2 separate regions of the Homo sapiens genome follow, and region 1 is linked to region 2. A link is an interaction called in ENCODE POLR2A ChIA-PET data of the cell type or tissue named here. Cell type or tissue: PC-3. All regions are shown on one strand. Links, peaks and the distances in the headings refer to the core of each region. The heading gives the core; the rest is flanking DNA.

What was found. ChIA-PET counts read pairs that join two places held together with the same protein. Peaks named below come from ENCODE experiments on the same cell type or tissue, not always from the same donor. Only the 100,000 strongest peaks of a DNase experiment are listed, where the experiment ranks them.
Region 1: POLR2A ChIA-PET joins it to region 2 with 5 read pairs; 1 of 35 experiments calls an interaction of 5 or more read pairs at or near these places.

What each region holds. Positions count from the first base shown.
Region 1 is chr17:56,784,257-56,787,165 of GRCh38, reverse strand. No RefSeq gene overlaps it. Among named protein-coding and RNA genes, the nearest start is that of C17orf67, 48 kb to the left of the region's middle. RefSeq lists an enhancer at 1-677. In PC-3, for the core only: no CTCF peak of the experiment used is centred there; DNase peaks (open chromatin) are centred at 735 and 1,555; H3K4me3 peaks cover 1,723 bases; H3K27ac peaks cover 2,500 bases.
Region 2 is chr17:56,628,851-56,631,759 of GRCh38, reverse strand. No RefSeq gene overlaps it. Among named protein-coding and RNA genes, the nearest start is that of NOG, 37 kb to the right of the region's middle. In PC-3, for the core only: CTCF peaks have their summits at 1,536 and 1,736; a DNase peak (open chromatin) is centred at 1,759.

The DNA.
Region 1 (2,909 bases), core at 212-2,711, 160 kb before region 2:
ACGCCATCCTGCTGCTTCCTGCCTGGGGCATGAATCACTCCTCTGTGTGTACTACCTGCCCTCTTAGTCAGTTAGTAGCTGGCTCAATTATCAGATTGACTGTCAGGTGGCATTATGGCAGTGCTTGTGTTCAAGGAACCCTTCTTTTACTTAATAATGCCCCCACATTGCAAGAGTAATGATGCTGGCAATTCAGATATGCCAAAGAGAAACCATAATGTGCTACCTTTAAGTGAAAAGGCGAAGGTTTTCAACTTAGTTTAGAAAAAAAAAACGTGTGCTGAGATTGCCAAGATCTGTGGTAAGAACAAATCTTCTATCTGAGAAATTGTGAAGAAGGAAAAATAAATTTGTGCTAGTTTTGCTGTTGCACCTTGAACTGCAAAAGTTAATGGCTACAGTGAAAAATGCTTCGTTAAGATGGAAAAGTTCTAAAACATGTGGGTGGAAGATGTGAACAGAAATGTGGTCGGCAATTGGGTTCAGTACTATGCTTGGTTTCAGACATCCACTGGGGGGTCCTGGCATTCCCCGTGGATAAGGGAGGTGGCTGTTGTTTGCTGGAGCAGTAGCTGAGAGGCACAGACAATTTCAGTGTACTGCATCTCCATGCCTAGCTCATTGCTCTGCGCATAGGTAGCACTCACTAATATTTATTTGTTGAGAGGTGAGTTCTTTCCATGTCCTGCCCCGCCCCACCCCAGCACCGAATTGCAAACATGGTACGATGATAACTCTTTCCCTGAGGCAGGGGGTTAGGGATGGCTCAAGACAAGGCATTACTGGAAGCTTACTTAGCAGGAGGGGTAAGAAGCCGTCTTCCAGGTGGAAAAGGGGAGGAAGGGCATTTCAGTCCGAAGGAAAAGCTCTTTGCAAAGGTGCACTTTTCTATACCACCTGGACTTTGTTCCAAACCCTTACTCCTCCTTCCTCTGGCAGCTTTCTGTCATGGACAGTGCTCTGATGCCAGATGCTGGCTGGCCTTGATTGCTTTTGGCTTCTGGACCTGGTTTCTTGGTTTGTTTGTTCTTTGCTTATTTATTCCCTATGTGTTAGGCACTGCACTAGGTACTGGAGACGACTCCTGAAACTCCCACTTAAACAGAGGCCAGTACGGAAGAACACATTGTATGCTGAATGTTAGGAAGGAGCAGTCAAGATGACCAGGTATGTGGCCATTGACAGGTACCCCACCCAGAGCTGCTTGTCAGGAAAGGCTCTAGGAAGAGGGGGTACCTTCAGTGATTTGTCAAGGAATTAGCTTGACAAAGGAGATGGAGGTGGGGATACAAGGCAGGGAAGGGTGGGGGTAGAAGGAGTGGCACAGGATGGAGGTGGAGAGAGTTGTTGCAGGCAGAGGCAGCAGCAAGTGCAAAGACCCTGAGGTGGGGAAGGAGCAGGTTTGTCCTAGGAGCTTCCAGAAGGTCACCGTGGCCTTCCCTAAAGAGTGAGGGGACAGTGTCTACAATGAGCCTGGGAGGCAGGCAGGGGCCAGGTTTATGGGCCTCACAGACCTTTGTAAGGAATTTGGATGTTATCCCAATGATACAGGGAAACAGATGGGCGTGGAGGCAGGAAGCCACAGTGAGTTCTCTGATTTCAAATCAGAACATGACTCTACTCCCACGATCCAGCAAGTGTCATACAGCCAAGTTACCCTCCCCCAAAACCTGTAAACTCACCGGAGAGCAAATAAGCTCCTGCTTCAGAGGTTCTTCAATTGATTAAAATCGACAAGTTATTTCTTGTGAGGTTCAGTTTTCAGGTGGTTGAAATCTCTCTTTCTCTTTCTAATTACATGTGGGCCCTGCTTTTCCTCCATCCAGGTCATGTCAATATGTGTCTTGTCTTCTCTTGTGGTTTAATGAGTAGCTACAGCTTCTGTTCTCAAAGTGTGTCCCCCAGACAACCTGTTAGACATGCAAACTCTCAGGCCCAACTCAGATCTTCTGTTACCAGAAAGGAGTCTCGACCCAGACCCCAAGAGTGGGTTCTTGGATCTCATGCAAGAAAGAATTTACAGCAAGTTGCAGAGTGCAGTGTAGTGAAGATAGCTTATTAAAGACTGCTCTATTTCAGAGTAGGCTGTCCTCCAAAAGCAAGAGAAGGAACGCCCCTACCTCAAATACAGTGCTTGCTTGTATAGGATAACAGAGCTGAAAATAATGGCCTTATGTGCTTTACTACAAAGGCTCATGACAAGCTTGTGACAGGCTGTTAGTATTGTTATTCTCTTGTGTAACTATTGATTTTTGCAAAAATTTATGAACCTACTATTATCTCTAAAGCAAAACCTATTCTTAAACTAAGAATGCTTTTTGTTCTTAAGATATTGGGACATCAGGAGATTTCCTTAAGTTCTGAGTCCTGTTCCATTAGTAAGCATCATTAATCTGTTCCCTCAGCCATAAACATCTTGTGACTAGGAGTGCATAGCCTCCTGGGATTGTAACCCAGCAGGTCTGACTTTCTTCAATTCTTATTCAAGATGGAGTTACCCTGGTTCGGATGTCTGTGACACTTCTGAATCAGAAACTCTGGGGCTGAGGCCCAGCCATCTGGATTTTCATAAGCCCTCCTGGTGATTCTGATGCATGCTGGAGTTTGGGAACCACCAGCATAGAGCTTCCTGAAGCTTCATGTGTGGAAAGAACCTCAGGCTGACAAGAAACAACAGATGCTATTGAGGTTGTGGAGAAATAGGAACGCTTTTACACTGTTGGTGGGAGTGTAAATTAGTTCAACCATTGTGGAAGACAGTGTGGCAATTCCTCAAATATCTAGAACCAGAAATACCATTTGACCCAGCAATCCCATTACTGGGTACATACCCCCCAAAATATAAATAATTCTATCATAAAGATACATGGACTCGTATGTTCATTGCAGCGCTATTCGCAATAGCAAAG
Region 2 (2,909 bases), core at 211-2,710:
TTGAGTGACTGCTTAGTGCCTACACTGTCTTGCAAGGTGTCCTCTTATTTAATATCTCTTATTTAATCATGCTGCTTCTGGCCAGGCGCAAGCGGCTCACACCTGTAATCCCAGCACTTTGGGAGGCCAAGGCAGGCAGATCACATGAGGTCAGGAGTTTGAGACCAGCCTGGCCAACACGGTGAAACATCATCTCTACTAAAAATACAAAAATTACCCGGGTGTGGTGGTGGGCACCTGTAATCCCAGCTACTCGGGAGGCTGAGGCGATTCAAGGAGAATTGCTTGAACCCAAGAGGCAGAGGTTGCAGTGAGCCGAGATCATGCCACTGCACTCCAGCCTGGGCGACAGAGAGAGACTCCATCTAAAAAAAAAAAAAAAAAGATTGTCTCCTGGAGGCCTGATTATCCCCATTTTACAGAGGAGGCCCCAGAGGCTCAGAGATGGTATGTAATTGTTCCCAGTCATGTACCTAGGTCTGTAGCCTCAGAAGCCCAGGTGGGAATATAGGAGGGAGGGAGGAATGTTTCCAGAGGACAACAGGGCAAGGGCCTAAGCTATTTCCTCTCTGCTATTTCCTCTGCCCATTTTCTTGAGCAGAATGAATTTGAGGAGGGGATGACAATAGCAGCTGATCTCTGATTGTGCCCAACAAGTGTCTTGGAATTTTGGATCCTGCTATAGAGGAAGCCAGCAGTTCAGAATGGGCTCTGCTCTGCCCGAGCTGTGGACGGCCATCCTTCCTAAGAACCACAGGTTTTAATAGATGAGCCCCTGCTTGTCTTCTTTGATGTTCACAGGCCTTGAGTCCTTGTCAGCATAATGGCCCATAAAGCCAGAAAATGCAAGAGAAGGGAGCAAAAAAGAGTATAGACTTTATTATTATTATTTTTTTGAGACAGGGTCTCGCTCTTGCTGCCCAGGCTGGAGTTCAGTGGCGTGATCTCGGCTCACTGCAACCTCTGCCTCCTTGGTTCAAGCAATTCTCCTGCCTCAGCCTCCCCAGTAGCTGGGATTACAGGCGCCCACCACCACACCCAGCTATTTTTTGTATTTTTAGTACAGACAGGTTTTCACCGTGTTGGCCAGGCTGGTCTGGAACTCCTGACCTCAGGTGATCTGCCTGCCTCGGCCTCCCAAAGTGCTGGAATTACAGGTGTGAGCCACTGCACCCGGTCAAGAGTGTAGACTTTAGAGTCCAACCAATCCATGCTCAAGTCTTATTCTGCCACCTTCCAACTATATGGCTTCAGACCAACCCTGGCTCATCTTTAAGCCTCAGTTTTCTCCTCTGTAAAATGGAGATGAATCTCATTTACTGTAGGAGTGAACCAAGATGAGGAATGAGGAAGTGCCCTGCATGCAGCCTGGCACATGGTAGGGATCCAGGAGATGCTGGATTGTTTTCTTCCCGGTAGAGAAGATGTGTAGTCGGGAAACCCTTGGCAAAGGACAGTCTCAGTCTTCCCTGACCCCAGCTGCTCAGACCCAGGAGATGCTGGACTGTTTTATTCCTGGGAGAGAAATGTGCGGTCAGGAGACACCTTATCAAAGGACAGTCTCACCCTTCCCTGCCCCCAGCTGCTCAGAGTTAAAAGCAAGAGACATGCACCTCACAAGCACTAAACATCACATGGAGAGAAAAAAAACAAGTAAGAAAGGGAGAAGGCAAGACAGATGGATGAGTCCGGATCTGCAGAGCTTTGGTCATCACCAGAGTGATGCTCAGAGCTAGCTGCCCCCAGTGGCTGCTCTGCAACAGAACACACCCAGAGGCATAGAGGATGTTTCTTATCGCTCCAAGCTCTGCACTGGGCCTGAAGGGGGCTGGGATCCAGTTTTGATGAAGGGACACGAGGCCCTTGCCTTGCTGGCTGCAGAGGCAGGAAGAGCCCACCGGGGTGGGGCTCCCCATGAGGCTGTCTGGAATTGAGGAACACAGCCCACTGCGGATTCCAAGAGCCAAAGAAACGAAACTCTCCAAGCTTACAACTGTGGAGAAACACTTCTTCAGTCTGTTTTAAATCAAAATCCCCACGCTGACACTTGGACTCCATTCAACCATTAAAAAGTTCCACTAGCAAATAAACACTTAGCCAAATATTTGCTCCTATGTGTTTTCAATAGTAAATGCCAGCTATATTGCTCATCTCTGTATATCACCCTGGTGGCCCACCCCTGGTTGTCTGGAGCTAAGTGGCTTCTTTAAAGACAGGTGGAAACTCCTTCCAAACTTCCCACCATGGCAGCCAAGAGGGGTGGACTCAGACCCTGGTGGAAAAGAAAAAGTTCCCTCCCACCCTAAAGGGCAGACCAACTTAGGATCGTTCCGTGAGATTTGTACTTACATGTAGCACAGACCCCACAGCCCCCGGGCCCCAGAAACGTATTTCTGCTTTCCCCTCCTCTCGTGGGTCGTGCTCCTACCTTCCCCAGTGCTCAGTCACCAGCCCTATAATTGCCAGCACACCTCTGAGAGGTGGGTCAGGTTTTATAGCTGCTTCCCACCCCATCTTCTGGCCCCCGAGGACTTTAGGGGAAGGTTTAGAAACTGGGAAGGCAGAATGGAGATGAGAGTGAGAAGGCAAAGAAGGGCTTCAGCTTTCACAGGTACAAGGGTGTTTGGGACCTTAAGTTACACAAAACACAAACACACACACACACACACACACACACACACACACACACACACTACCATGCATCATGCCACACAGCAACCACAGAATTGGCTAGCGTTCCTTGGTTGTAAGCAGCAGATACTGATGGGTTAACTTAAATGAAAAAGAGAATTTATTGGAGACATTAAAGGGAGCTTATAAGAGAAGAGGTGACAAACTTAGGTTTGGAAAAGACAAGGCCAGACAGGAGCTTCAGAGGGTGTCAGCAGCAGGAACTCCTCAGCAGCCTC